Linked DNA regions of Mus musculus: region 2 is linked to region 1. A link is a loop called in an ENCODE intact Hi-C map of the cell type or tissue named here. Cell type or tissue: left cerebral cortex. All regions are shown on one strand. Each heading gives the region's core, and the rest is flanking DNA. Links, peaks and the distances in the headings are about the cores only.

Region 1 (15,569 bases), core at 4,033-12,032:
GTATAGTGTGCATACAAGAAAACAAAGCAACCAGTTGAAGGGACATAAATTTCTTTCCTAAAAATTCTTAGGTGTGTGGGAGAATAATAGTTTCTTTAATGTGTGGAAAGAAAATAGCTGCCAATCTCGGTACCTAACAGATATACCCCTCACAGTAAAAAGGTAAGATAGAGATGTTTTTAGACAGGCAAAACAGGAATATTCTATTAGCAAAAGACTTTAGTCAGAGACGGTGGCAAGTGTTACTCAGAAGAAAAGCTATTTCAGATAGAAGGGTAGAGATGAGATCTGACTGGGGAGATAGAAAATCAAGAATGACTGTAGAAAAGAATAACAGTATTTTTAAAACATTGTCGAGTTTTAAATGTGCATTTTTTTAAAGAAGGGGGAGTTTGAAAAAGTGCATAAAGTTATTTCTCACAGGGAGAGCCTGTTGCACCCAGTTTGTTTGACAAGGGCTTTGGAAGCACCCAGAGTTTTGGTATGTACCTAGGAAGCATTGTGCCCAGTTGTGCCCATGGCCTTGGGCTCTACAGGTTTATGATATACAGGCTTCATGGTACAGCACTTTTACCCTTCAGAGCACAGTTAAGAGAAACTCAAAAGGCATGTTCAAGAACTTTCATAGTAACACCATCTACAAGAACTAAGGCGAGGAAGTCAGCTGTTGGGTAGGTTAGATGTTTGACCTGTCATTTGGTCATATGGTGGAGTAGTCTGGTCAATGACAACAGTAGCCAGGCACCTAATAATTTCACAGCATAATATAGAACCAAAAGAAGCTATACATAAATTAATGCCAATGGTTGCAAAAACATTTTCAAAAGCCAAAACAAAATCACAGTGTCTGAAGATGCTTCTAAGAGAAACCCTTGATGATGTCCTTCAGGAAAGAGAAGAGTAGTTCTGAGAGGCATTTCTGTTTTCTAGCACCCGGTGGTGGGTTTGTGAGTGTTCCCTTTTGTGACAGCTTTTGAAGTACATATCTTGGGTTTTGTGAGTACTTTTCCTTCATAGCTTTAAAAAGGTTAAAATGCTCACCCATACAATTTTAACACTAAATTTACTACACAAAATTTTTCAGGTGGAGAAATATCTTCATGTCCTATTTCCCAAGTATGTCTCTGGTTCTCACTTATAAATATGTTGGAGACTTGCTTGGCCTGTTTTCCAGTGGTTGGCAGGCTTGTCACCAACATAGGCTAGCCTCTTCTAAGTGTACCCCGATCGCAAGCAGAGTCCCCATTCTATAGATTTCTTTAGAATGGAAAAAGATAACATTAGATATGCAGGGAGAAAAAAAAAAGCAGAGGAAAAAATTACCATAGCAGTAATATGGAAGCATCAACCTGCAAATGTGTCTTGTTGACTCTAACCACAGGTTATAGATTCCCGAGACTCTCACTATTGAGGATCAGTTGCTAACGAGAGCCCTCACCTTCCAGTCCCCAGGCCACAGGGCTGTGTGGTGAGACTTTGTCTCCTCATTCTAAGCAGGGAGCAGTGTGTTCTGACAGTATCCAGAGAACAGTAGGCTGCATTCAGCCATATAATAGACCATAGCATCCTTACTAACAAGCACAAGATCTATTTATCTGTCCCAAAGGAAACAATTTTGGAACGACAGTTTTAACTTGCAGGCTTAATATCTGTGTATACCGAAGTAGAACATAACAGTCCTGAAATAGCTGCAGGCATTTATTTATGTTTAAAAGGAAAAAAAAAAAATCTCCTTCAAATAACTCTGTGGGGGTGGAGTCCTTGTGCCTTGTCTGTTGGAGGCTGCCACAGCTACAGTGTTTGTTGCTCCAAGTTAACACCGATGTCCGACTTAGCTAGAGGGAGGGAAGAAAAGGAGAGGAGCCCAGGTAGAGTGTAGCAGGCTTCAGCACTGATCGCTTGGTTGCCGTCAGCCTAACAGCACTTGAATGTAGAATCTGAACTTCAGCCAGGTGGACCCTCTTCCCTGAGAGGCCCAGGCTAAGCTGCGGTAGAGTGGATGGGGGCTAGGTAGGCCTGATTACACCAGAACTAAGCAGTTTCTCTGTCCATGCCTCTTCCTCTTATAGTTTGGGGGTAATCCTGATTTTACCCTATCATGTGGCCTTGAAACAGGGAAAAGAGATATGACTATATTAAAAAATAGGGCCTACCATTGGACTTGCAAACTTTATATGCCCCAGTACAGGGGAACGCCAGGGCCAAAAAGGGGGAGTGGGTGGGTAGGGGATTGGGGGTGGGTGGGTATGGGGGACCTTTGGGATAGCATTGAAAATGTAAACGAGGAAAATACCTAAAAAAAAAGAGTATAAATTAAAGTGTGCCTGCTGGGCACTGTGCTTTGTGAAAAAAAAAAAAAAAATAGGGCCTAGAGCTAGGGAGGTGGCTCAGTGAGTGAAGGGCTTGCCGTGTCAGCAAGGGGATCCGTGAGGTTAAAAAGCTGGGCATGGTAGGCTTGCAATGCTAGCATTGGGCGGATGGAGCAGGAGGATTCTTGGGGTTTAACTCGCTGCTCAACCGAGCTATCCAGTGAGAGACCCTGTCTCAAAATACAAGGTGGAGTGTAGCAGGATTTTCCCTGTCCAATTAATTTAAATATTAAGACAAGAAGCCTGTGATTGGACAGGGGAAAGGGGGTGGAGCTAAGAGCTGGAGCATCAGGGAGCAACAGAGGAGAAGGAGGAGGAAGAAGATGGAGGACAACCAGGATGATTCTGATTCCGTGTGGCTTTAAATAGCCACGCTATAATGCTATATAGGGATAGAATAATTGGGATAACTTGTCTAATCTAGGTGGGCAGCTTGTACCATTATCAATTGGCTCTGAAATTATTGTGTGGGCATCTTGTGAATTAACAATTTATTGATGTATAAATCTGATTGGTTGATTATAAGCTTCTAGTCTTGATTTTACTGGGTTACTGGGAATTGTGACAGCTAACTGCGAGGTGGGCAGTCATTGTATGGGGCTGAGTGAGTCGGATGGAGATGTCTCAGGAGCTCCAGGGCAGAGTCTGCAGAGATGACAACAACCCGCTGGAGTCATGTTGTGGCCCAGCAGTGCTGGCTTAGTGTGGGAACTTGCTGTTCTTTTTAACGTTTCCTGTAACAGTGGAGGAATCCTGGGGAACACTATCTGCTGTTGGCATCTGGCTTACACACAAACACACACACACACACACACACACACACACACACTCAAAAAGACACATACACACATGTACACACTCTGACATACACATATACTATATGCCTGCCCCTCTCTCTCTCTCTCTCTTTCTCTCTCTCTCTCTCCTCTTGTGTGTGTGTGTGTGTGTGTGTGTGTGTGTTTTCTAGGAAGATAAAACCCACCACTGTACCTACTTCTATACACAGTTCTTTCTGCTCTAATAGGTCCTAGGCCAATTTCCCTATCCAGAGCCTGGGAATAAGAAAGCTTCATGCTGGCCCACAGGACTTCTGCCATCTTGCTGACCTCGGGCACTGCTGAAAGTAGAGCCCCACACCTTTAGAGGAAAGAGAGAGATCATGGGATAGAAATCATCAGGAAACAGCAGCAAAAATTACAAGTGGCAGATGCTGCCACTTGACTGACATAGTTGGATAACTGTAGGTACAGGTCATATTTTCTGAATGGATTTAAATGGCCGGGAAGTGGACATTACACTGGCTGGTTAGGATAAATTTAATTTCTTGTTAGGTACCCTTGAATCATCAAGGGAGGTAGAACCCCTAAAAACCTCATATTAGATGTTCAGAGAAGACTCCACTTGAACCAGTAAGAGTCTCCTCAGAAGAACCATTTCAGCCAAAGCGCTTTCCTCTTCACTGGAGTGACAGTTGAATGTCACCCCCAGGAATTTCCAGTTTGGTGCAGTTTCCCCCATCTGCTGTATGTAACTTGTTGAAGATGTCAAGGCAATTGCCTAGCTCCATTGAAAAGAGTCAGCTCCGAGCATCAATAGTCTCTGACGAACCGTTTCCTTTGTGATGCGGCCACCTAAATATATTGGCGAAGAAAAGAGCACATGTTTAACACGCCGTGCCGAAAGCTTGACGCACCACACAAAATTGATATAGGAAATATGGAAGAGATTATTTTGCCAGCATTGGCCACTTCTATACAAAGCCTTTCATTTAGGATTTATTGAACTGTGGCAGGCAGGCTGGAATTGTTAAACAAGCCAGAGAAGCTTGAAAGACTTTGAGTGTGTCGGTGTTTTTACATGTGCGCTTTTCTTCCCCTGTCAGATTTCCAGTGAATTATAATGATTGCAACAACATTTTCATTACTCCTTTGCCGTCAATAAGGGGAGGGCTTTCAGAAATGATTAGGGAACAGTGTGCCCTTTCTTCCTGGTCAGGCCGTTAGATGTGCTGTCTGTGCACAGGCCTTCCTTTGTTATAGAGAAATTCAGTGCCTACCTTGAAGTGCTCTGGGGCACTGTGCTTTCTGAATGTGTGGTCATCCTGGTTTATTGCACGAGGAAGGAAACTCGAAGCCCGCGTTCTTCAATGGATTCTGTGCCGTCCCATGTGTCTTCACTCTACCAGTGTATCACTTTAAGAGTGAATGGGTCGTTGGAATACCGGTTTTCTGCAATCATGCCTTTTAGTTAATGATACTGTGTGATTTTCCTGGGGCTACCATGACTAATTATCACAGACTGAATAGCTTCAAACCGATATTTACTCCCAGGGTTGTGGAGTCTAGAGGTCTGAAACCTAAGTGGAGGCCAGGCCGTGATGAAGGCTCTGGGGGAGAATCCTTTCTTCTGCCTTAGTTTCTGGTTGGAACTAGCCATGTTTAACATCCTTTGGCTTTTTACTTGTGTCATCATGATGTCTGCCTTTGTTACCCATCTCTCTTTGCTCTGATTAGCTGTGCCTTCTCGTGGCTTTCTTGTACAGATTCTAGATACTAGCTATATAGCCTATTTGAATCACTGTGGCTCAACTCAAAGACCATATACCCAAATAATATTCGATGCTGAGGTTCCAAGTTAAAATGAATTTTGGAAGAAAGGCTGACACTAACCAACCTTCCCTGTTTGCTTGAAAGCATGTCTATTTCGTGCGTGTGCGTGTGCGTGTGTGTACTCTAGTGTATGTGGTGTGTCTCTGTATGCTGTATGCACATCTTTTGATCTTATTCCCTTGAGATAGGGAATCTGCTCAGATTTCTTGAATCTGAGCAGGTCTGACAGTCAGCAAGTCCCTGTGAGTCTTCTGTCTCTACTACAGTGCAGAGGTTATTGTCACATACAAAGGGACACTTTTTTTCCTTTAATTTTTGAAGATCTATTCACTTCAATTTATTTGTATGACTGCTTTGCTTGCTTATATGAATGTATGTATGTATGTATGCATGTATTTATGTCTGTATATATGTATATGTATCTGCTCTATATGTACACTAGGTGCTAGCAGAAGCCAAAAGGCAGCATTGGATCCCCTGAGGTTACAGACGTTGTGAGCTTTCATGTGTGTGCTAAGAATCAAACCCTGATCCCCTACAAGAGCAACAAATGCTCTAATCTGAGGAGCTGTAGTTGACTTGTTTTGTTTTTCATGAACACTGGGTTCCCACACTCTAGATGCCAGCTCTGTTATCCATTGAGCCATCTCTTTACATTTCTTTCTTTTCAATGGTAACTATTACAGCTGATCTGAACTCGGGATAACATTGTTATTTATAGATTCAGGTGCTTGCTTAGATAATAAAGTTGTAAAAAGACTTCATTGCTTTGCTATTGATGGAGACTTAGCTAATGAAAAGCAAATAAGCCTTGAAGGCTGCACATCGGCTGGGCTCCGGGCTGCACACCTGGAATCCCAGCATCGTGGAGGTTCAGCCAGGAGGCTTAGGAGTTCGCTATCCTTGGCTCTCTGCTACATAGCAAGTTTGGGGCTAGCCTGTGCCATGTGAAACCCAGTCTACAGAAGGAAAAAGAATAAAGAAACAAACAAACTCGTAAAGCAACAACAGAAATAAAAGAAATTTAAAAGTTGATATATCGGGCTGGTGAGAAGGCTCAGCGGGTAAGGGCACCGATTGCTCCTCTGAAGGTCCTGAGTTCAAATCCCAGCAACCACATGGTGGCTCACAACCACCCATAATGAGATCTGACACCCTCTTCTGGTGCGTCAGCTACAGTGAACTTATGTATAATAATAAATAAATCTTTTTAAAAAGTTATATATCAATGTGGGGAGGAGGAGAGAGAGAAAGGGATTAAGACAGTCAGATGGACAGACAGTGATACCACACACACTCACACACCTATACACAAACACACACACACACACACACACACAAACACACAGAGGAAATACAAAAATATTTGTCATTAAAATACTACTTAGGGAATATAGCTCTAGCAACCCTAATAGTTTGAAATATCACAAGGAATCTCTCTCTCTCTCTCTCTCTCTCTCTCTCTCTCTCTCTCTCTCTCTCTGTGTGTGTGTGTGTGTGTGTGTGTGTGTGTAGGCATGCCACAGTGCAGATGTGGAGGTAAGAGAACATACTGCAGAATGCAGTTCTCTCTTTCCCCCTGTATCTGGGTCTCAGGGATGGAAATCAGGTCTTCAGACTTGGCAGCAAGTACCATTCATTACCCACAGAGCCACCTCTACCTCCATAATTCCTTTTGTAATAATTTAATTTTTTAACTGTTTTTGTGTGGCTTCAGGCACAAGAAGTTTTATAGTGGAATCAGAAAGAAAATAAGATTGGATATAGCAATTATTTTATATTCAGTCTCTGAGAAATACTATCATTTTAATAAAAATGAGTCACATAAATTCTTAGCTGTGAGTGCAGGCACTCTGAAACTCCACTTTACTTAAAGCTTTGTTAGTTTCTTGTTGGAAAGTGGCCGATTATCCTTGTGCAGGAGGCGTTCCCATTTCTTATACTAAACTATCCCTGGAAGTTGCCAGTTCCGAACTCATATAGTTTCATGACTTTGCTTCCTTTTCTTAAACTTTATTATTATTTTAAGCGTATGGATGTTGTGCCTGCATGTATGTCTCTCACCACGTATGTGCCAGGTGCCCATAGAGGCCAGAACACTAGACCTCATAGGACTGGAATTTTTGACAATTATGCCACCATGTGGGTACTGGGATTTGAACCTGGATCCTCTGGAAGAGCAGCTAGTGCCCGTAATGGCTGACCCACCTCTCCAGACCAACATCTCTTTCTTTACTGATAAGCATGAGCTGATGCCCATCTCACAGTGTGGAGGGTCCAGTGTCCTCTTGTGTGTTTCTGAGGACTCCTGGGGCACAATGGACCGTAGGCAATAGGGGATAAAGGCCTGTGTGAGGGAGCTCAGCAATTCAGTTTTTGGGTCTCTAACTCTTGCCTGACCCTGTGTGTGTCTCTACAGCTTTACCTTTATAGCTTTAGCCACATCGCCAGGAGCAGGGAAATGTCCCAGCCTTTCACTCTTCAAAGCAGCATCTATTCAGAAGTGTTATTATCAGTCGCCACTGAGGACTCAAGGGACAAAGGAGGCTGGACTAGAGTCAAAGTTTTAAATGGGCTCTTTCATGTCCTCAAGCTCTTATGGCTGTTGAGACCTTGGATTGGGCTATGGCTGGGGTGTGGTCTTCTGCCTCTGGCCTGGCCCCATTTCCTCTCCTCTGTTCCTTTTCCTCTGTAGGAACTTTGAAGGTAGGGACAAGAAGTTGTCAATCACCTTGGGACAATTAAAGTATTCTCCTATTAGAAAAAAAAAAAAGAATGCTCACCAGGAGTTCTGTCTTAGTTTGGGTTTTATTGTTGTGCAGAGACAATGTGACCAAGGCAATGCTTATAAAAGGAAACATTTAATTAAGGGCTGGCTTACAGCTTAGAGATTTAGTCCATTTTCCTCATGTCAGGAAACATGGCAGCATGCAGGCCAAAATGGTGTTGGAGAAGGAGCTAAGAGTTCTACATCTTGATCCACTCATAGCAGAGAAAGAGTGAGGGCCATATTGAGCATACCTTGAGTATAGAGGACTTCAGAGACTGGCCCCACAGTGACATACTCCCTCTAACAAGGCCACACCTCCTAATAGTGCCCCTCCCTATGAGGGAGTCTGTGGGGGCCATTCTTATCAAACCACCATTAAGTACCATTTCTTGTTTCAGCTAAAGATGTCAGCGAGATTAAACACTATACGCACTTGGTTTGGAGGGTTATCGTTCCTTCTGCCCTATTGCTCTATGGCTCCATATCTGCCTTATTCATCACTTCACATTTGTGCTTTAGCCTGGTGTTTGGTCTGTGGTGGGGCCCTGAAAAATATCCGTGGCTCGAGTGAGGAAAATGAAAGAATCACCCTTTTAGATAGTGATCTTCATAACCCGGAAGGGAGGAGGGCTGCAAACTCTTGTTAATAGTTTGTCCTTTTGAAGGAAGTGTCATACAGAGAAGCAGATAAACTCCTGGTCTCACTTGCAAGATGTCAAGAATAAGGAAACTTTTATCCTCCTGCCCCCTGTAGTACCGCTGCTTGAAAGAGACACCAAGAGTTTGAGTCAGGAAGTAAAACCCTTTATAACTGATAATCACCCATGAGTGTAGTCTTGCCTATTGCTGGGCCCAGAGCTCTCAGCCTCCTTTAGCCCTGGATGACGTTATTCAAGGGATAATTTAGTTTACATCTGCTAACACAGGCTTGATCTTGGCATCCCCTACACTTAGCCAGTGTGCAAAACCCAACACAACTCTTCCTACCGTGCCTAAGTGTAGGACGTTAGAAATCTGTGCCATTGGCCTTCCTTGTCTTCCAATCAAGATCCTTTCCCCATAGTTTATTAGTGGTTGCCATGGACTCGAGATTAAGATCATGATGTTCTCTTTGGATCAGTTAAATCTGAATAGCTGTCTTCATGAGAGACCCGGGGAAGTGAAGTAACTTGGGACAAATTGGAGCGACCCTGATTCTGGCCCAGGTCCTGTGTCTTTTCTAGAGTCCCCCAGTGAGGAACATCAGGCCTGTGTCAGTATATGCCTGGGTGCATGGTGCCTGCTCCTCTGGTTCTGCCCATGGAACTAGCAGCAACTTAAATTTTGAGAAGAATTAAGCAAAGATTGTAGGTGGAAAGCAGTTGGCAGAGACTTTGCCCTGGTAACACAGATGGTGTGCACAGACAGGCTGTACTAAATGGATTTCAGAGGTAGGGGCGGCCAGTGCTCCAAGTCAGCCAGCTGATGGGTAATGCCCCCCAAGGTCCAGCACATCCTGTGTACTGCAGCACTCCTGTGGGTGGATTTTCATTAGCCACCAAGGACTGTTTGCTAACAACTCGTGCCTCTTACACTGCTATAGCCCAGGTAACACATTTAAGTAAAAGGAATGACATCACCTCTTACCGCTTTAAAAGCAGACAGAGCTCCTTGGGAACCACACTACGGAGACAGTCTGGCAGCTTTATCTTTGCAGCCCCATAAATGTCCTGATTTTATAGAAGTGGAGAAAAGGGTTCTTTCTATATTTCTATAACCCAAGGAAGATTCCCAGCCACAGTGGTACCTTCTGTTGTTTCTTGTTGATAATTTGTTTTTAGAATTATTTTTCTTTAAACATTACTAAAGGTATCTTGCTTTTTTGAGTGTTAGGGGTTCTTTGTCTAACATATCTACTATCTAGTATAATTTCTTTAAGGACATATAAAGTTGTCCTTCTATCTGGGTGGTTAAATATGTTGATATTCTCTGCATCTGAGTACCTTCTCCTTTGTACATCCGTCTGCAGGCTAGCCTGGGCTAAAGAGACACAGAGGAGAGGGAAGCGAATGATTAACAGTGAAACCAGCCATTTGTGTCTATGGAAAACATTTCCTGTAAGACAGGTCAAAAGTTGCCAAATCACTCGGATGGAGACCAGTAAAATCCCTTCAACTTAGAGGTTAACTCTTTTGCTAATCTGGTCTTGTATCTTCCAATTGTCTATCATAATATTGTATACAGTTTCAAGTTTCCTTGGTGATACTAAGAAATTAAGAACAAATTGGCTGGGCAGTGGTGGAACATGCCTTTAATCTCAGCACTTGGGAGGCAGAGGCAGGTGGATTTATCTGAGTTTGAGGCCAGCCTGGTCTGCAGCATGAGTTCCAGGACAGCCAGGGCTATACAGAGAAACCCTGTCTTGAAAAACAAAAACAAAACAAAACAAAAACAAAAACAAAAACAAAAACGAACAAATTGGAAAAAGACGATTTTGGCATTCATAGCTAATTATACATTGTGTAGAAACATTGTTTTCTCATATAACAGCAGTTACTTCATATATTTTTGTTGTCTTTTGTGATTGTGTTTTACCTGCTTTGAGTGGAAAAGTCAAGTTATTTTTGACAAAGCACCTGAGATAATTTACCATGTTTTTCAGTCACAGGATAAGGTACAGATAGCTTCAAAACTATTAAGTTGGTGGCCCTGAATACAGGAGAGCTAGGATACATTTGGGAAATACATGTTTGGATTTTCCTTCATTTTCCATATTTCACATCCTCCAACATGTCAGTCACAAAAAGCTATGTATTCATTCAACAAAAATTACTGAACTCCTGCAGTGTGTCCAGCACAGCTCTAGGTACTAGCAATACAATATTAAAACAAATGTACTTCTTTTCCTGATTAAAGTGGAAAGACAGGCGAGAAACATAAAAAATAAATATATAACAAAATGGTAATTCTATGGATAATTAGCAATGGAAGACTACTATGAAGAAAAATAGAGGAAGCAAGGTAGCTAAGGGGATTTGCTTAGCTAAGGGGATTTGAGTAGCTGTGAGCCCCATGTCCACTCTCCAATGGCACTATCATTTATGATAAAAGGCCAATAGTTGGAAAGTCCCCCAAAGGGCAGAGACGATGGTACATATTAAAGACTGAACAGGAAAGCAGTATTAAATGTACATGTCTGCAATAGATAATTATCCATATATTATAGATGGACCATGTCAGGAGACCTTTACACACACACACACACACACACACACACACACACACACACACACACACACACAGAGGTACATATCATCACCAGAATTTTAATTGCTTGGGAATCAGAGAGATTTTATTCTTAATCTTCAAAAGTGAGGACTTTAAAAGTTTGCTCAAGAACTTTGGAGTTAAGGTGTCAGGGTGAGGAAAAGTGTAAATCTCTAACGTGGGGGTGGGGTGGGTGAGGGTGGAGATCTGAGCATGTACCACAGAGAGGCCGTTATTCTCAGTGTGGCTGCCTTGGAGGAACAGGACAGAAGCACCCTTCTGCCCGTCCGTCCCCTGGAGAAGGCAGGGGGCAGGGGTAGGGAGACTAGCCCATCTCAGAATATCCACACTACAGGATTCTACATTTTACTTGCGATAGAGGAGGATTCTCTTTTGTAAACCAAGAGTGAAATAAATAATTTCTGAGGTTCCTTCCAAATGAAGTGTGCTCTCAGACACCTAGTGAGAAATACCTAATGGTCCCAGTGCAGGTCTGGACATTGTGTTCAGTGTGTCTCATGTTCAGAGTTCTGGGACTTGTCTGAGCTCCTGGGTTAGGCTTTATTTCAGATGTCACTTATTTGACTAAGAAAAGAATATAGCAGTCTCCATTCCCCAGAGTGAATGTGTGAATAAGAAAAGGTCCCAGCAGGTGGAACCTTCTTTGGCAAATGCCAAAGCTGTCTGAGGAGTTCTTTTAGAGGTATCTTATCATTTATTTAGGTTACAGGGGTTTTGTTTGTTTGTTTTTGTTTTTGTTTTTTAAATGGAAGAATAAAAATCTCTGAAAGTGCTTGGCTTAAGTGTTTGAGTGTATGTTAATATTTATGGCTTTGGAAAATAAAAGATCTGAGTTTGGGGTAGACAATAACTCTCTCTCTCTCTCTCTCTCTCTCTCTCTCTCTCTCTCTCTCTCTTTCTCTCTCTCTCTTAGTTCCCAGCTTATGTGAATTGCTTGATTGAATCTTATTTACTTAAGGCAACAAGCAAAGGCTGGACTAACTAACCAAAAATAAAGAACAGATGGGCGTGGGGTAAATACCCCAAGCCCCCATTCCCCGGCGGGCCAGACCCTTCTTGTCTTGCTCCATGGCCGTCTGCATACTAAGCATTCACCTCTTTTCTTCTCTCACTTTTGCTTTGAAGAGCAGCACAGATGTAGCTGGTGACAGGCAATTCACCAAAGTAGTTAAAATTCCTCCAGTTGTGGCAGTTTGGTAAGCTGCAGTGTTATTATTGTAACCGGCTAATTACGTAATGTCAACAATTGACTGAGGTGGAGGCTCCGTATTCGTATAAACCAGACTGGGGACATTAGCCTCAGACTCCGGGTTGGGCACATTTTTCTCTGTAGGTATTCAGGTTTAACTTTTTTTTTTTTTAAATCCTTTGTTCCCCCTCTCCCCGCCTTTCTTTTCCTCTTCTGTTCTATATTCTTCATGGGAAATCTCTTTCCAGATTGTGCCACATTCTGCTGGAGATTGGAAGGAGTTGGTTAAAGCTCCCGCTGCGTCTTAGCTGAATCTGCTGTTTGGGGATGGCCTGGCTTTGTTCATCCCTAACTACGGTCCCTGCTCACCCCTCCCGTGCTGTGGAGATGCGGTGACCTGTGTAGGTTCTTCAGAATTACGTAGAAGGCACTTGGTGTCTTTGGTCCTTTCTCTAAAAGGCTTATTGCAGGCTGGACATCGGAGGGATTCGTGTTCACGAAGCTACTTTCCGTGATTACCAAGGCTTCTGGTATGACTTAGTGGGTGGAATATGTCTTAAGAAGAAAAAAATGCATAATTCTGACAAGATGCTTTTTGAAAACTCCAACCAGCTGTTTCAAGTAGAAGACTGTAAAATTTATTCAAAGTAAATTTTGTTTCCCTTGGAAGCACATGGAGTTCAAAGAGGATGCTAAAGTAAACAGTACAGCTTAAGTTGTTCAAAGTTTGTTCGCTGTTGTCTTTGTCCAGCTTTCGGGAGCCTCTTTCTCTGTTGTCAAGCTGTGCGCCGTTCTAAAGTTACCCTCGTATAACCTGAAGACGGTGGGCAGGTCCTCAAAGGTACAAGGCTAGATTTCTTCCATATGTCTGTGTGCCTCAGACATGCCGGATGAGGATGGTGGCTGGCGGTGGGTATTAGTTTCCCCTTGCTTCTGAAATGAATTCCAATGAGCTGAGTGACCTCAAACTGCACTGATTAACCCTCGGATGAATCAGACATCTGACATGGGCCTTCCTGGGCCAGAACAAGGGCACAGGCAGGACTGACTGCATTACTTTCTGGTGGCTCTAGAGGAGAACACCTTCCCTCTCCTGGTTTCTGGTCCTATTCTGCCATCTTCAAAGCCAGCTACACTGTATCTGTTTGAGCATGCTTCCTTCATCACATCCTCAACTCAGAACCAGGTGGGGATGCTCTGATTTTAGAGCCCCTGTGATTCCGTTGAGCACACCCAGAAGATCCAGGATACCCTCTCCCTGTATACAGCCCCCGTTGCCATGTAGACTAAGAGAGTTTAACAAGAATATTAAACCCTGAGTATAATCTTCCATGCTAAAAGCACAATGTTCAAGTATAGAGGCAGCAGTTCAAGGATGTTTGTGCTAATTGTGTGTCTAAGGGGAAGAGGGACATGATAGAAAAAGCCTGAGACACAGGAACTGAGGAAAACAGTCTGTGATACCATGTGAGTGCCCGCATGCTCACACGCACACAGTCTGAGCCGGGTTCCACTGATGTCCCTACACATTCACGAAAGAAAGGAATAGAACATTTACATCTGAGTGCCACAGAGCCAGCTTACACTCTCTCTCCCTTGCTCTGGGACCCTCCTGACCACATTCGAGCCAGATCTCTGGAGCCCTTTTATCTAAGTCTAGACCCCTATCTGGGCATTCCTCCCAGCTAGCTGTGCTCAACTGTGGGCAGTCAATTTGCTTCCTTCTCCTAAGGTGAGGAAATGGGGCCAAGTAATTCTTTAAATCTCCTTCAGTTCCTATGATTTAATGTATTAAGGAGGGGCCCAGACATAGAGTCCATCCATCCATCCACCCACCTGTCCATCTATCCGTCCACTCACCCACCCATCCATCCTCTTTTCTTTCTTTTTCTTCTCTTGTGTGCACATGATTGTGTGTATGTGTGAACACATTGTGTGCCAGCATATGTACGACTCTTCACAGACTCAAGTCCTCAGTAGCTGTGCAGTGTGTGCTTTGCTGGCTAAGCTGTCCTGTCCCCTACAGCCTTCCACACGGACTTCCTGAGAAAACAAAACAAAGGTCTCAAGACTCTTTCCTGTGAAAACTAAAATTTTTAGCATTTTTATCTTCATCCTCTCTCTCTCTCTCTCCCTGTGATCTCATTACATATACAAATACATATACTTGGATATAAAATGACATATATTTGTTAACTAAATACGGGATATTTCCTCTTTTTATCCTTAAATTCTATGGAAACCCATTTATACATACATACATACATACATACATACATACATACATATATAATATATATTATATGCAAATAAGATAAATACAGAGACATGAAAACACTTCAGTAACTAACTTAACTAAAAATGAGTGAATCAGACAGTTGACATAGGTTAAATGTGCCTAATTGCAACACTAAGTCACAAAGTAACTTCTCCTAGGCTACTCTTACGTGACAAGGACTAGAAAATGGGTTGTATATGGTTTTCTTGCGTACTGAATGCACTTTTATAACATATACAAAGCGTGTTTATTCACGTCACTGTGGGCATCCTTCAGTGCTACAACCTGCACAGCTTTAGGGATTGAGGTCACGAGTGGATGAAGAATGATGAGACACACTGACACACAGAAAAGTTGGGGCCACGTGAACTGTGTGCTCTCCTGGAGGTGTACTAGAAACTCAGAATGTTTGTATTGTACATCCGGATTGAGGAGAGCTCTTGTCTACCGATAAACAAAGAGGTGGGTTTAGCTAGTCTCATAGTGGGGTGTCTGTGGGGCGTGTTCTTGGGCTGTAGTCATGAGAGGAGGGAGCTGTGGTTAGTATTTTCTGGACACGCTGTCGGCGTCTGTTCACATCCAGCCAGGGTCTGTGGTGTTGGCATCCTTCACATGCCCGCACTCGTGTTAACTGTACACATTCACTCAGCATGCCTGTGCTCCCCACACTGCAGTGCTCATCCCTAGCATGGTCTCTCTCCCTACACGTATCGGCTTTTGTCTAGTTTATATCTTAGCAAATAAAAAATGTCTCCTTTGTTGCAAATGAGTGTGTGTAAAGATTCTCCATTTATAAGCTGGGGGCTGTTAGGGGAAGATGCGTGTTGTCTAAAAGAATTTAAAATGGTAGGGTTCGGTGATAAGTAAAACTGTAATAATGAGTATGTTTGTGTCTCCCAAGAGGTGGTGTGTGCAGCTGACATCAACAATATAATTCCTGTATTTGTTTTATGATAATGGAATTGTGTGAAAGTGCTGTACTTAAAGATGGCTTATAATTCCGTTCAAATGTAGCCAACCATCGTACCTTCAAAAGAGTTGTAAAAATTGCCCTGCAGCGTGTTTTGCTCTGGGTTTGAAGTGTTGT
Region 2 (15,569 bases), core at 4,472-12,471, 49 kb before region 1:
GTCCTACCCTAAGTCATTCACAAATAATGAAGCTGCTTTCTGAGACAGATTGGGTTTCCTTAAGAAGGAAGCCACCTTTGTTCCAAGTCCCAGTGCATTCCTTATGGGTGAGGTCACCCTGCACTGCTGATAGCTGTCCCTTTCCTAAAGAGAGGCTGCTGAGGTCCCCAGCACAGTCTGTTTCTCACAGTCCCTAAAATGAGCCTTAAATGTACCTGTCCCTTAAAAGCTCCTGAAGGACAAAGGCAGCCTCAGAGGCCTTGTGAACCGTGAACTGATAATAAAGACAATATGCTCTGTTTCTCAAATGGCCTCGTCAAGAACAAAAGAACTGTTCATGGCGACATGACTTTCATGTCGTTATGGAAGGAGGCAGATGGTCATCTTGTCATGCGCGTGAGTTTTGAGGCTGCTTGACTGAGATTATTTGAAACAATAGTTTTTGGTTGTTGATTTAATAAAGCCATGGAGTGGAATTGTATTAGGAAGTGTACAAATGTTGCCACTGCTATTTCTTAGACAATGCAAATTTAAAAGGAGCCTTCCCTGCCTCTCATAACAGCCAAGGAGTGAAAGTGTGTAGTGAACCCCGGATTACACTGTGAGGAACAGTCTCCTCGTTCATCTTGCTCTGTTGTGCCTTTTATTTTATTTTTTTGGGGGACAGAATCTTACTTGTCATCTAAGTTGGCTTGAAGTCCTGGCCTCCACTGATCTTCCTTGTCTCAGCTTCCCCCCCCCCCCAATTCCCCCTGCCCGAGGGCTGGAACGACAGGCGTGTGCTACCATGTTTACCTAAGAGACGCTCAAATTCTGCCTGTTAGTGTGACACGTCACTCTTTATCACAAAACTACGTGGTATAGTGGTCCACCAGACTTGAGCAATGCAGCCAAGCCTTATCTCTTCAGCTTCTATAGTATTTTTAAGCCACACAGGTGTTCGTGAAGCCGTGAGGCTCTTTGATCCACTGGGTGAATGAGCCACCTTTATTCCAACTCTCATGGCTTGCTTGTTTCTTTATTATATCTGCTTGGTCTTTTCTCAGCTGTCACTTAACAAAAAGACCATTTCAGATGGCCAATTCCAAAAAAAGCAAGATCTCAGATTTATGACATACTCTTTTTAATTTTCTCTGTGGCACTTATATTACCCACCTTGGCCCTCTGTGAGGGTCAGGACTGTGGCTTGGTTTGTTCCTGTCTGTATCAGCAGGACCTGGAACATGGCTGGATAAGGTGTTCTTCTTCTTATCATGGCCATAAACGCCTATTTAGAAGGAAATGCTTGTTTTGGCTTTCAGTTTGAGAGCTACAGTCCCCCATGGAGGGGAAGACTACAGGCAGTTTGCAGGGGAAAGGAGTGTGCAGCTGTGCCTCTCCCCTTCCTCATATCTTAGGAACAGGAAGTAGACAATAGACAGGAAGAAGGGCCTGTTTTAAAATCACTTCTTCCAGTGCCACTCCTAAAGGTCCCACAACTTTCCAAAATGGGGGTACCAGCAAAGGACCAAATGTTCCAACTATGGGCAGGCATTCTTCATTCTAGCCTCAGTTGCTGATACATAGTTTGCTCTTTGAGAATATATCAAATTAACAAACTAAGCTTGGAAACCTGACTTGTCCGTGTTAATTCTGCAAATGGCATGTTACAGTGTGACAAACTGAAAAAAAAAAAGACCCTTAGCCCTTCAGTTTCAACTGGATCAAGAGTTTTTGCTGGCAAGTGAATTAAAAGTGTTGTCTATGCTTGTTTGGTATGTCACTGTGTGTAGTGCTTTATGAAGATCATTGTGGAATGACTTAAGCAAATGATGTTGTCTTTTTTTTTCTTTCTACATCAGTACAGAGCCAAACTGTGGCAGCATCTGTTTTTAGCTCTTACAGATAAACATAGATTCTTTATTTTGTGGTATTGGTGTGCTTCAGCTATGAGGCCATGGATGGGAGCGCTTTTTATTGCATCTCTACAAAGTTCTATGCTTAACATATTCTCAAGGAGAAGCGACATTGTTTTCTGTACCTAAAACTGTTTAAGGAGTGGGCGGAAATACCTCTTCATCTTGGCTGTGTCGTGACTTGTGCATGCTTCTGAATATGGCATAGTGTAGATCCAGATTAGCCTTCAGATACCCTTTTCTTTTCCTCTTTGTAAAATAATACAACCACATTGGGGGTGGATTCCTTTGGAGTGTCTGGATCCTGGTGAGAGTGGGAACGAATTTCTTTTTCTAATATGATCATTCCTGTACATATATAGTCTATGTAAGTTTGTTCCACCATCCCCATGGGGGCATTCATAAACATGGCCGCAGTCACGTGCTTCACCAGCTACCATACTTAAGCCTGCCTGCGCATGCTTCCTCCGGTGTTCTTACCCAGGGAGTCACAATAGGCTGGAAGTTTCCATTAGAGCCTCATCTTTGTTCAACAGCGGAATGGTTGCTTGTGTTTTTCCATCAATAAGATAATTGTGTGCTTTGTGGTCTTCTTCTCACATAGAATTGGAAGCTGGTCTCATACCCTCTCCCCTGGACCAGGTACTACCTATGTTGCCATGAACAGTTATGTTCCGTACTTCACTGGTCCCCAGGACATCAGTCAGAAAGATGCTCCCTCGGCAATTAGGTCTGGCCCTCCTGCTGCCCTTTGCACTTCTGTATAATTCTATTGGCATCTCTCTCCCCCACCACCCCTGTTTCCAACACTTTTACTTTACTTTTAACTCGTCCCTCCCTTCCCTCCTCCAGTTTTACTATGTGAACTTTCATGTTCAGCCATGACCCACTTTCCAATCAGCATATCTTTTTACTATGGTAAGTTGCAACGGGAGGTCCTTTATTATAGCGTCTTAACTGTTCCAGATTTATGGTGGGGGAGCCAATGCATAAAACACACACTGGAAGATGGCTTTCTTAGCGCACATCCCTGATTTTCCTGCAGACTGGGTCTGATTTTGCACTGGTGTTAGGCAGAGAACTATAGGATGAAGTTTCTTACAGCACCTCTAGAAGACTGTCATCTTCCCAAGGGATTATTATATAGATGAGATAACTTGAATGGGCTTTTAGTTTTAGAGTAGCGTAATTGCTGGTTAAATGACTTACAGGAGAGGATCAGACCCAGTTAATGTTAAGTTTGTACCTTTCTTAAAACTCAAGTTGAAAAATTAAATTTGTTGCTTGGTAATTTAATTTGGGGAAGCGGGGGGGGGGGGGGGAACGACACAAAGAATTCCAAAGCGGCTTTTAGAAATCGGTTGTAATTAATTGCATGTGCAGATGCTGATGCTGAGATGGGGAGGGAATTAGTCTAATTATGTTTAAAGTACAGTTTGCATGCCTAAATAGGTAATCACACCGCAGGCCTGCCTATCCTTGTCCACTTTCTCCTTTAGGCATGTAGTAAATTTTTTGGCCATTAAGCATGACCTCTTCAGAGTCTGTGGAGCAGGGCAAAGTGACGGCACTCAGATGCCAGGGCTGCACGCACTCCTGGGGAAGTTTGATACTTAGTGGCAGCATCCGTAGAAGATTCTCGATGGAACCTTTAGTAGATGCTAGGGGAATTTTGTACCCTCTAGCTTACTTCTATTTTATTTCCTTATGTGGGGTAATCTGAGCTCTCTATGAAACATCTGCCTAATTAATGCTCCTCTTTGTAGTAAGCTGGCCGGTACACTGTGGGATGCTGTATTTTCTACTGAATGCTGTGAGATCCTATGAATCTCAGGGAGAACCTTGAGTGACACCTTGTCTAGCCACATCCCTGTCTCACGAAAGCCTACTCAGCTCATAAGAGCACAGCTAGCTATCTTTTGGGCATCTGTAGGTGTTTCTTACCTGCCATGCTGTCAGTTGCTGTAGCTTTATAAGGGATGTGGCACAGTTTCTTTTAGACTTGAGCCGTTAGTATTTGGAAAAACCGGCCGTTCATGGGAGTTTATGATTATTTTGCCTAAGAACCAGTATGACCTCTTTTCAGTAGATGTAGTTTTATTGGGAGGATCTGCTGAAGGTGGTCTCATGTAGACACTCCCCTGTGGCTTCTCTTTTGGTTTCCTGTAGCATTAAAGATGATTTACTGATTGCACTTTGATTTTATAGGATATCCCGCAGTTTCAAGACTCAGTCTTCATTACCGACCTACTGCAGAGAGTTTATTCTTTGTGTGCTGTGTCTCTCACCATACTTTAGCAGAAACAGAGATTTACTCTCCTTGCTCTATCAGTGTGATGTGATTTGCCCAGCAGTCAAGCATGAGCTCTCGAGAAGAGGTTGCTAGAGACGTTTCGAGAGCCCCGAAAATATATACATTTACATCCTTGGGCTGTTTTTGACACAGAGCAGAGTATCTGGGAAGTGGGAACCTCCATTGAGAAAATGCCTTCCTCAGACTGGCAAGTGGCCAATCGCGTGGGAAGAGTCCTTGATTAGTGATTGAAGTGGAAGGTGAGCTGTGCTACCCCTGGGCAAGCCGTCCTGGGTTTATAAAAACCAGGCCGGGCAAGCTTTAGGGAGCAAGCAAGTAAGCAGCATCCCTCCGTGGTCTCTGCTTCAGTAACTGCCTCAAGGTTCCTGTCTCGAGTTCCTGCCCTGATTTCCTTTCATAAGGGACAATGAACTGCAGGCTAAAATAAATCCTTTCTTTCCCAACTATACCAAAACAAACAAAACAAACAAAACCCAAGTAAACAAACAAACAAACAAACAAACAACCATAGAAAGACTGGCTACATTTAGATGGAACTTGCCATGAACATTTGAGAGTGTAGATGATTGGTCAGTATGGCTTGGGGAGTGATTCCAGGACACACAGTTTTTAGAGTCTTCTGTTCATGCTTCGGTCACAGACAGGCTTAACTCTTGTGGGATTTGTACATAGGAAACACTACAAGTTGACTTTCTTCTTTGAGGCACATTACTGTCAGAGTTGGTAATGATGTATTTAAAAACTAGATTTCTTCTGACCTGCTCTTTCCATAACACTAGACCTAAGAAAATTCTTATAAATCAGAGCTAGTGTAGGATTCGAGGTTGTCAGGTAGTAAGAAGTATGTATTGTTTTATACAAATTTGATGTTTGGCATGTCACTTTGGTGAAATGGCTGCTTAGTGTGCTTAGCTTGGTATGTTTATTTCTGTAAACCCCATGATCTGTACTAATATATAGACAACTATGCTTTTAAAAAATATTTATACTTTACTTTGTGTATGTACCTGAGTGTATGTATATGCATACATGTTCAGGAGCCCATGAAGGTTAGACGCAGCATCAGACTATCTGGAACTGAGTTGCACACTGTTTTGAACAGTCATGTAGCACTGGGAATTGAACCTGGGTGCCCTGCAAGTGCTCTAACTACTGAGCCATCTCGCCAGCCCCCTGCAGCTCTTTCCACAAGCCTTCCCTTTGGATTCTGATTTACTTCTTCACACGGAATGCACTTGTTTCCCATTGGTAAAATGCTAAGTGAGAGTACAATTTATGGAATTATATATGTACAATTATAATTACATATATAATTATAGTATAATTTATAGAATTCAGTCACAAAAACAACTAAGTATCACTGTAAAGGTTTAGAAACATGCAGTCCTGTAGATATGGCATTGGACTTCATCACACATACACACATACACACACATACACTCAGTCACACATGCACATACTCAAATACTCAACTCACACTCACATATACTCACATGCACTCACACCTCCCACACTCACACCTCCCACACTCCCACACACTCACACATAGATACTCACACATACACTCAAATACTCATACCTCTCACGCTCACACACACTCACAAACACCTACACTCACACCTTCCACAGTCACACTCACACATACACACACTTAAACACACACACTCGCATACACACTCACACCTCCCACACTCACATTCACACATATCATACCCTCCTACACTCAGCCCCCCCAAACATGCCCTTTGATGTGTTACTATTATTATGCCACCACACACATATATCAGTTTATCTCCCATATTCCCACATTCATTTTGGCTGCTCAGGAAACTGGATTTTGTGTTTCTCCCTCTCAAATAAATGCTAGTTTACCTAGATGAATTTGAATTATTAACATACATGTAGGAAATTGATTAGCATTTTGTGTTCTTGAGTCCACAAAAAAAAAAGATGTACTGTGGAATCCTAGAATTGTTGGAAAGAGATCATCTGTGTAGTGGCTTAAGAAAGAAAAACCCATAAGAGCTTTATAAACAGTAGCAGGAAGTGTTTGCTGAACCAGCGCTGATCCATTGTGCGGAGGGGTTTGCAGATTTTTAATTAAGCTGCTGAGTGCTTACAGTCCACTATTCAAATGGAGAATAATTTAAATGGTGTGTGTGTATATATCTATATATCTATACATCTGTATATTTCTATATATATATATATATATATGTATTTTTGTGCAGGGCAGGCAAATACAAAGACCTGACAATAAAAGTTTGAATTAATAAGTGCAGGAACAGCAAGAGAAATGGAAGGTCTTTAAAAATGAGTAGAACCCCACCTCCCAAATCGCTCTCTGTAGTTTTGAGATCAGACACAGGGATGCCCTGAGATGGGGGGCATGTAGTGGCCTGTTGCTAAATGAGAAAGGAGCAGGAATGTGGTTCCAAACTTTATTTACTACTCCTTTAGTCTGTTGCCCTAGAGACAGACGTAACATATTGACTTTGGCAACCCCAGGCCAGCTTGCCATGTCTGCAGTTATTGGAGAAATCTATGACTCTACTCTGACTCTAAGTTCACGGTGGTTCGTGCAACAAGTTACACTCGTGGGTGGGTGGGTGGGAATCTCCAGGTATTTATTCCACCTTTTGGAAAAGAAGGAAATAAATTAAATGGGTAAAATTATTCTCATTCTGGAAAAGTTCAAATGGGGAAACACAGCATGAGAAAGCAAGGCTTGTTGCAACCCACTGCAAAAGGCTGTTGAGGGCCAGTTTAAATCTCAGGCATCCTCTGATTTTAGTATAGATGAGGTAACTGGGGAATATAGATAACAAAATTAATAGTCAGGGGAGTGTTTAAATATTATTTAAAGATGGTAATGATAGAATTAGCCTAGAATGAGCAGGATACCAGCCAGCCAGTTCTCCTAGTCTGGTGTGCCTTACCTTTTGGTACAGTTTTGTGTGTTTGTTTTTGTTTTTGTTTTTGCTTTTTGTTTGTTTTGGTTTGAGTTTTTTGGTAGTTGTCCTGGGAATAATGTCTTTGAAACACAGTGATCTAATGAGGCATAGTCTGGAAACTGTGAAGTGAAAAGAAGGAAGCCGAGAGTGGGGGAGGGGCTTGAGAACTGACGTCATCATCATCATCTTAGACGGGGTTCCAGGGCTACTCTGAGGTCTGCTTGTCTCAGAGACACTAGATCAGCACTTCACAGCCTTCCTAATGCTGCCACCCCTTAATTCAGCTCCTCAGGTGCCATGACCCCCCAACCATAAAATGATTTTCCTTGCTACGTCATACCTGTCATTTTGCTACTCTTGTGAATTGTAATGTGAATGTTTGTGTTTTCTGATGGGTCTTATCAAACCCATGTGGAAGGGCCCTTCGACTCCCTTAAGGGGTTATGACCCACAGGTTGAGAACCATTGGGAGAGGGGAGAGGATGGGGGTTTTCGGAGGGGAAACCAGGAAAGGGGATAACATTTGAAATGTAAATAAAGAAAGTGCCTAATGAAAAATAAAATTAAAAAAAAAAGAACCAGTGCATTGGATGTTGATAAAATGTGCACCCCTGAGTCTCCGCCCAACCTGCTGGATCTGACTTCCTGGGGCTGCCTGAGACCCAGAAATCTTTGATTTACAGAGGCCGTTTCCATGCTGAAGGTTCTCCACTCCCAGGATGTTCATTTGGCTCATAGTTGTGCCAGGATATAGGGCTCTAAGGTTGCTAATCTTTTCCCACTGATAATTTTGGAAATATTTCATCCTAAAAATAGTGCTTGATAAGAAAAGTTGCAAAGATGCTGGGATAAGAGTTATTGCCCAAGCAAGGTTTTGGGGGTGGTAGTGGTGGGATTTCTCCTATTTGTGTTTGAATTACACTCGGATTCCTCTGGGTTTAGCCAGAGAACTCCCTGCTTGATGGAAGAGTGGAAGAGAGTCACTTTGCATTATAGTGTTGGTTCATATAAAAATGTTAAATTGTAACACAAAAAGGACTGAGAGTTTATAGATTCTTCCAATCCCGGTCTCTAATACTCTATAATGCATAATAGTTGTGTGTGTCTGTGTGTATCTGATTATCAGATTTAATGTAAACCAGCAGGACTTTGCCAGAGGCCTCCTAGGAGGAAGGCGGCAAAGGCAGTGTATCTCAGTGTTACAGTCAACCTGTACAGCATGTGGGGTTCCTGCAAGATCTCATCTTCTGCTTCTGGTGTCTTTTTCATTTGTTTGTTTGTTTTTTAGAAATAGCCATGGTCTCTGTTTTATAAAGATGCGTTTCTGGTGCTTTACCGCCTGAGCCTGGGCCCTGTAGCCGGATGAGCGGCTTTCTTTACTCTCTCCTTGGGTGGAGGGCAGGAGTGCAGATGTTGGCTGTGAGCCTGTGCCAAAGCACATCCTGTTTGTCCAGATGCTTTGTACCCTTCTCCATCCCTCGGGCCTTCCATTCAGCGGGTGATAATTTAAGATACAAACAGAAGTCTCCCTCTTTCTCCAAATCAGATGAAACAGCTCTGTGCAGACTGGGGATAACATTTACTGTGCTCCTGCCAGAGGGAGGTTTTCATGAAGAAAATCTATTATATTATCTTAGTTCTTTGCCCTCCTGCCTTTTCTTTCTTCCTTCCTTCCTTCCTTCCTTCCTTCCTTCCTTCCTTCCTTTCTTCCTTTCTTCCTTTCTTCCTTTCTTTTTGTTTTGGTAAGGTCTCACTATGTAGCCCAGTCTGACCTCCAACATGATATCCTCCTCTAGCCTCCTGAATGCTGAGATAACAAGTGTGTGTGTCACCATATCCCAACTTAAAGACCCTTTGAATATGGGAAATACATGTATATGTTAATTTGAATATTTAAATTTTGATCAATTTTACATGGAGTGGAACATTAATAGCCCAGGCTTAAACGTTCTTAGGTCCGAATAGATGGCTTTAAAAGGAACCGTTTTACTTCTTTCACCAAGGCTTCCCAGCAATGAGGGGTGACCTGGGTGATGGTCATTTAGACTTCCTCGTGGATCACTACACTGAAATGGGCTGTGTACAGATAGTGTAAGTCACAGGATGGGGAAGGTAGGTCAGGCAGCCCAGTGACATGCCCAGTTAACAACTATGCATCGCTATCATGGGACTTCCTGAAAGAAACCTGAAATGTTATCCTGACAAATAACTACAGTCATGTGCTCACTTGAGTTAGAGGGAAACCGAGATGGGAGAGGTGTGCCTTTTTGTGGTTTGATCATGTGGATGTTGAAAAGTATACTCACACAAACCAAGATGAGTGCACATATCAGTAGGGGGCATACTAAGGGACCACAGTTTTATATGTGGCTTGCCGCTGATGGAAATATCATTGTGGGACACTTGGGTGTGTGAGGCGATGGAGACATCGGTTGCATTGAGATGGTCATGGGGCATCATGTACACTCTAACTTTTCATTTGTTAGCTATGAAACCAGAAACATCCATCCACATACAACAGAGTTGCATCTGTCCAGAGTTGAACATAAATTCTCAAACTTCCTATCATGGTTGGATCTGAGTTTGTTAACAGATATCTTGAGGGTTTTTAAATTGACTTTGCAAACGTCAGCTGGCCAAGAGTAGTGAGTAGCCCGCCGACGGCCTTGGGTGTTCTAAGGTCTATGTTGATGCTTTTTGATCTGAACTTCTCACACATGGTACATCTTCCGTTCTACTGTGCAGTTAAGTGCAAGTAATAGAATAGTCTTCCTATTTCTTTAAAATAGTGTACTCTTTTGCATTAATATAGGAATATTTGAAAAGGCACATTGCTGAAGGTGAAATGTTTGAGGCCACAAACTAGATCCTTCCAGAAAAGCCTTGGGTAAAAAAAAAAAAAAAAAAAAAAAAAAAAAGTTAATTTTGGAGCTGGGGACATAGGTCAGTGGTAGAGCCTAGTACATATGTGGCGCAGAGTTTGAGCCCCAGATTGCCAAAAAGGAAGAAGAAAAGTTCTCTTTGAGAAGTTATTTTAAACTTCAACCCATGTGCATGCAGACTGAGTACCAGTGGCTGTATCAGAGATGTCATTCCTGAACAGTTCTTCAGGTTCAGAGTTCACGTTATTAGCCACTCATGATTCTCCGTTTCTTTCCGAACGTTGCTTGGGGACTTCAGCATATTTTAATAACGATGATGTGGTGATAACAAAACTATACTCCTTATACAAAGGAGGTGGATTTATAACCAGTCTTGTTGGCACAATCTTGGCAGAAATGTCCGTCCACACATGGCTGTGAAAGGGGAAAAAATTCCAAGACGTAGAGGAAGGTAGATAACACAAAAGATGGAGGCAGCATTATGTAGCGTTAGGAGCCACATGTGGCTAACGTTTTCCGCTGCATTTAAGAATGGACCGGAGGCGGTGCTGAGCAATTAAGCCTCATTTCTGTGGGGTTGTGGAGAACTGACCCTGGATTGTTCATGGGTAAAGGAGGAAACAAAATTAGCTTTGAAGTTATTTAAGTGTCAATTTATTTATTTATTTATTTATTTTGTCTGAAATAGTAGTTTAAAACATCAGCTAGGAAGAAAGTGGGGTAGACGAGCTGCGGAGACTGTGGCTGAAGTGTTGGAAGGCAGGGACCACAGGCAGGAGCGGGCAGAAGGATGATAGTAATGATAAAGGACTTTTCAGAGCAGTACATGAACGTAGCCAACATGTTTATGCAGTGGAAGTGAACATCCGCTAAGCTGACAAGCCTTGGGCAATCTTTATTTAGCAGTTAGATGGTATTGGAACACAAGCCCTGGCTACATGGTTGGCCAAATTGTGCCAGATTCAGGAGGCAATCAATGGCTCAGAGCCCATCAAGGTGGTTCCTGACATTGCCACATGAGTCCCTTCTCATTTAGAGAAAGTCACATCACCTTGGTCAGTTGCAGTTGATAACCTGCAGTCCATCTTGGTGAGGACAGCCCTGTAAGACTGCAGCTAGCCCAGCTAGCCCAGAGCGTCTGTGCTGTGCATTGAGCTCAGAGCATCTGCAGAAGAGTAGTATTGGTGAGTTGGGACTTCCTTATCTCAGTCTTCTATTTCCTGCCAGTGAACATGATTCCAGGCTGCTTTCCATGAGCCACGTGGGAGTTGCCCACACTTCCTGTGCACATGGCACCAGTGGCTTCCTGCCTTTCCCTGCGGGGCTGAGCTGCCAACTTAGTGCTGACTAAGCTTGGCGATGATAAAGGACGATTTACCCTGACACTTACTAAAATGGTAGCGGGCTTTGCGGAAGACCTCTGTGCGAGGGTAATTGCGGTAGAAAAGAGATCAGGGTCAGTTCCCAGTGTAGCAAGGATAGCAGGGATCTGTAATCAGAGAGCAGAATAAGGGGGCGGTGCACAGAAAACCTCAAAGGAAGCCTCAGCATCAGGATGGAGGCTTCTCCCAGAACCGACTCTTGCTAATCCCAGCTTGTGATGTCTAGTAAGTAGGCGCATCCTTATTTCCACTTTAAGACGGTAGCATAGGCATGCTCTGCTGTCCATCTTATTCCACACAGGCCCTTTTCCATCTCGTGTCCTCGAGGTGTCCCTTCTGGTTCATGATTCTGCACCAATCACCTGGAGATGTCATTACTTACAGCAGCTACATCGATGGCCATATAATGTATACCCTTAGTGTCCCATGATTCTCAGAATAGAATGGTCTTGATCCAGTCCCTCACCATGCATCTCAGATTATCCCAGGTTGGTTTTCCCCGACACATCACTTCTGTGCGGCTTAGTCCCTTTGCAGTCGCTAGCTGCCAGGGGCTGCTTTTTTTGGGTAGACATTACTGTGCGTGTCACACAGCCAGTTGGCACCAGGTTTTTGGCTCCTTATGTTGAATCTCTTTCTAGCTGGCTGGCAAGGAAATGTGCTCATTGAGAAGCAAGAGTGTGCGTGTATTTGTGTATTTGCACTTGTTTACTTGAGTAATTTTGGCAGGGGAAGAGGCAGACGCAAAAGTTGGGTCAGTTAAATACAACCGTCTCTCTTCTACCTTTTAGTTCTTACTACGCTTTTCCCCCCCTCTTCCTCCCATGTCATTTTTGCAACAGAGGATAATCCTGAGTTTTGCTATTCAGCTTGCTGTGCTAATCAACCAGTTGCATGCAAGCAGTTAGTGCATCTTTCTTTTTTTTTTTTTTTTTGACTAATGAAACAGGATAGAAGAGTTTCTGCACTTGCATATCTGTTCCTTGAATTGTAGAGACCAATGACCGTAGGGATGCTGGAGAGTGTTCGCTTGCATGAGGACATACAAGCATGCAAGCTTACGTTTGCCAGGTGATGTTTGGGGTGCACAGTGCACACTGGCTTCTTTAAGTTCCACGGTGGCAATATGAGGTAGTCACTTTTTTTATAGGTGCAGAGACGGATGCAGAAAGGTTCAGGAACTTGTTTAAAGTCACATCGCTCGTAGTAAAAGTATCACTCCCAATAATCTTGCGTTGTGGTGCAGTAGCAGACATCCCTGACGCCTGAAGGTTTACTATAACAAAGCATCATTCTCACTTAGCACACATGTCTCAGTAGCCCCTGTGCATGGTGGGCAGTATTGCCTCACAGGTCCCAGGCTGGCAAAGCTTAGTCTCAGAACTGGCTTCAAGGAAAGGAGCGCTTGCTGGCAGCTGAGCGTTGGCTCAGTCTCTACCTGGAAGTATTATGTTTTTACTTCTCAGATTTTCTTGTCTGAAGCAAATTATTAGGCCATAATTCTACCTAAAGAAGGTGGGAACGCACAGTGCTGGCATGTGGGAACGAACCAGTGTTTATGGTAGAGCTGGAACCGGAATCTAAGCAGCTGGGCAGCAGAAGGGCTGCCCAGAAGCGGGGCTGGGAAAGTACATGGCAGGTGTCTGAGTTCTATGTCAACCAGAACAGCTGTGTCACATTGGATGCAGAAGAAATGTCAGCAGAGGAAATTAATAATATCCCCTGTAATGTGCGCTTTCTGTGGGGTTGTAGTTATTAACATGATAGTATATGGCAGGCACTGGAGCACAGTGGGTAAGACCATAGCTGTATCCTCCCTTCCTCTCAGGCCCTCCTCCTCCTCCTCTTCTTCCTCCACCTCCTCCTCCTCTTCCTTCCATGCTGGGGATGGAAGATTGAACCCGGAGATGGGCTAGACAAGCGCTCTAATGCTAAGCCACATTTGAGTCCCGCACACATGGATTCTTCATTTAGCCTGCATGAGCCTGAGTATCAGCTGATTCACAGCTTAGCCATGTGGCCATGCGCAAGAAATTTACCTCTGTCATTTTACAGATAGGAATGACATAGGTTTTTGTTTTTTAATTGTGTTTATGTATAACACATGAAAATAGTGGATATAGTAAAATTGAATAAGTATAAGGTTCTTTTTCTTTACCATGAATTTCGTTGTGTCACTGAGAAAAATGACGTTTTAAAAAAAATTTAACTAAACAAAAATGTTGAGTGTCAGAGTTAGTCTATAAAGATATCATTGTGCACACAAGCTGGGGTTTAATGCACTGCAGGATGCTTAGTGTGGCATCCCTGGACGCTGCCTGCCAGATGCCAGAGGCATACTCCTTCTTAACCTCTTGAATAAAAGTCATAGTTGGGGCAAACAAGATTTACTCTGGGCGGATGTTCTCAGGAGGGAGAGTGGGCAGGATGTCACTCAGATGTCATTCAGAAGGCTGCTTACCCCAGGTGGCTGTGTGACCAAATAGAGAGGATGTGAATTAATAGGGTGTGGGAGGGCAGGGCAACAGTAACAGGTAAGCGGGGCTGTTTGAACTTTTGGTTTAGGAAACCATAGGGCATTAAAGGACACTTCGGGGTGGGGGTGAGGGGTGGGGGTGATCTTAGAATAGGTTATTGAAGCAGACATACCTGACAGCGACAGAAAGTATTTTATAGCTGCTCTGAGTTAGGGGAGAAACAGAAATTGTAGCGGAAGGAAGAGCCTCGGATGTACCTGAAAGCGAGATTTTCAATTATTTCTCTTAATGAAATGTCAGCTGGTAAGGGCAGATCTGACAATATGGAAGAATAATGGATCTGGGGGATGATGGTGGTGGTGGTGGGGCTTTGCTGATTAAGTTGCTCATTATCTGCAGGCTGCGGAGAAAATCAGTCAATGAATTATTGTGGCGGAATACAACTTTCATTTTCCAGATGCCCGGCAACGAGGCGATCTCAAACAACTAGATAGATTTGTTTTTAATGACTTACAAGAACTCATTGTTTATCACTGAACTAAATGAAGTAAACTGTAATGCGGTGCGTGAATAGGTGTAAAACCAGCAGAGAAGCGCCTGCCGCAGTAAGGCTTCACTAAATATTACTTATGGCTGTGTATTAAAGCGAAGACCCTGAGTAAGCACATTCAGTATGCTCTTAGCCTAAAATTCTCCTATTATAATTCTTTGAAAATTACTAATTATTTTATTATATATTATATACTAACTGACAGATAAATATTAAATTAGCAAGGCCATCCCACTTGCCAGTTCTTTCAAGTAAAGGCCAGAATTTGAGAGAGAGAGAGAGAGAGAATGGTCTGCCTTTTTCCTTGAGAGCACCATTTTTTCTGTGTGTGTGCCTTGGACTCCTCTAGTGTCTATGTTACAGGTAGGCTCCACTGTGCTTGTCTACATGACAGTTTTAGTGGAAATCGCTGCCTATGAAGGTTCATCTACACCCAGACCATTTGTACTATGGATTGGCCTGCTGGTAGATTATATATTCAGAGCTTAGGGACCAAACTGAAGTCCTGTTACTTGTTTGTTGGATGAGAACCTTATCTGGGGCTTTTGTTTTTATCTGCGTTTATGTATATGAGTATTTTGCCTGCATGTATGCTTGTATAACACATGTGCCTGGGGCCCATGGCGGCTTAGTAGAAGGAATCAGGTTGCCTGAGACTGAAGTTACAGGCAGTTGTTACTACAATTCGAGTGCTGGGAATTCAACCTGGGTTTTCTGGAAGAGCAGCCAGTGCTTCGTATCACTGCTCGTCACCCTTATTTGTATCACCCTTATTTGGCACATCAAGATACAAGATTGGCAAGGGGCGGTGAAAATTTCCAGTAGCAGTGTGTGTGTTTGTGTATATGTGTGTGTATGTGTGTGTATATATATTTGTATGTGTGTATGTGTGTGTGTGTTGTGGTTGTGTGTGTGTGTATGTAGTGTATGTGGTAGTTTTATGTGTATGTATGTAGTGTATTCGGTGGTTTGTATGCGCGCGCGCATGTGTGTGTGTGTGTATGTGTGTGTATATATATGTATGTATGTATGTGTGTGTGTCTGTAGTATATGTGTATGTATGTGTGTGTATGTTGTGGTTGTGTGTATGTGTATGTAGTGTATGCGGTGGTTTG

The links. Hi-C counts contacts between places; a loop is a spot of excess contacts. Peaks named below come from ENCODE experiments on the same cell type or tissue, not always from the same donor. Only the 100,000 strongest peaks of a DNase experiment are listed, where the experiment ranks them.
Region 2: a loop joins it to region 1, with 2.3 times the contacts of the local background. A loop is called at or near these places in 3 of 42 quality-filtered maps.

The regions. Positions count from the first base shown.
Region 1 is chr8:61,297,516-61,313,084 of GRCm38, forward strand. The region is part of intron 2 of Sh3rf1 (SH3 domain containing ring finger 1); the gene reads left to right. It overlaps Gm40499 (a long non-coding RNA gene), which reads left to right and starts at 3,273. Exons shown (of 2, transcript XR_870456.2): 1 at 3,273-12,344; 2 at 12,453-15,569. In left cerebral cortex, for the core only: no CTCF peak of the experiment used is centred there; DNase peaks (open chromatin) are centred at 8,722, 8,744 and 9,230; H3K27ac peaks cover 1,106 bases.
Region 2 is chr8:61,247,704-61,263,272 of GRCm38, forward strand. The region is part of intron 2 of Sh3rf1 (SH3 domain containing ring finger 1); the gene reads left to right. Among named protein-coding and RNA genes, the nearest start is that of Sh3rf1, 31 kb to the left of the region's middle. In left cerebral cortex, for the core only: no CTCF peak of the experiment used is centred there; DNase peaks (open chromatin) are centred at 8,589, 11,330, 11,680 and 12,028; H3K27ac peaks cover 520 bases.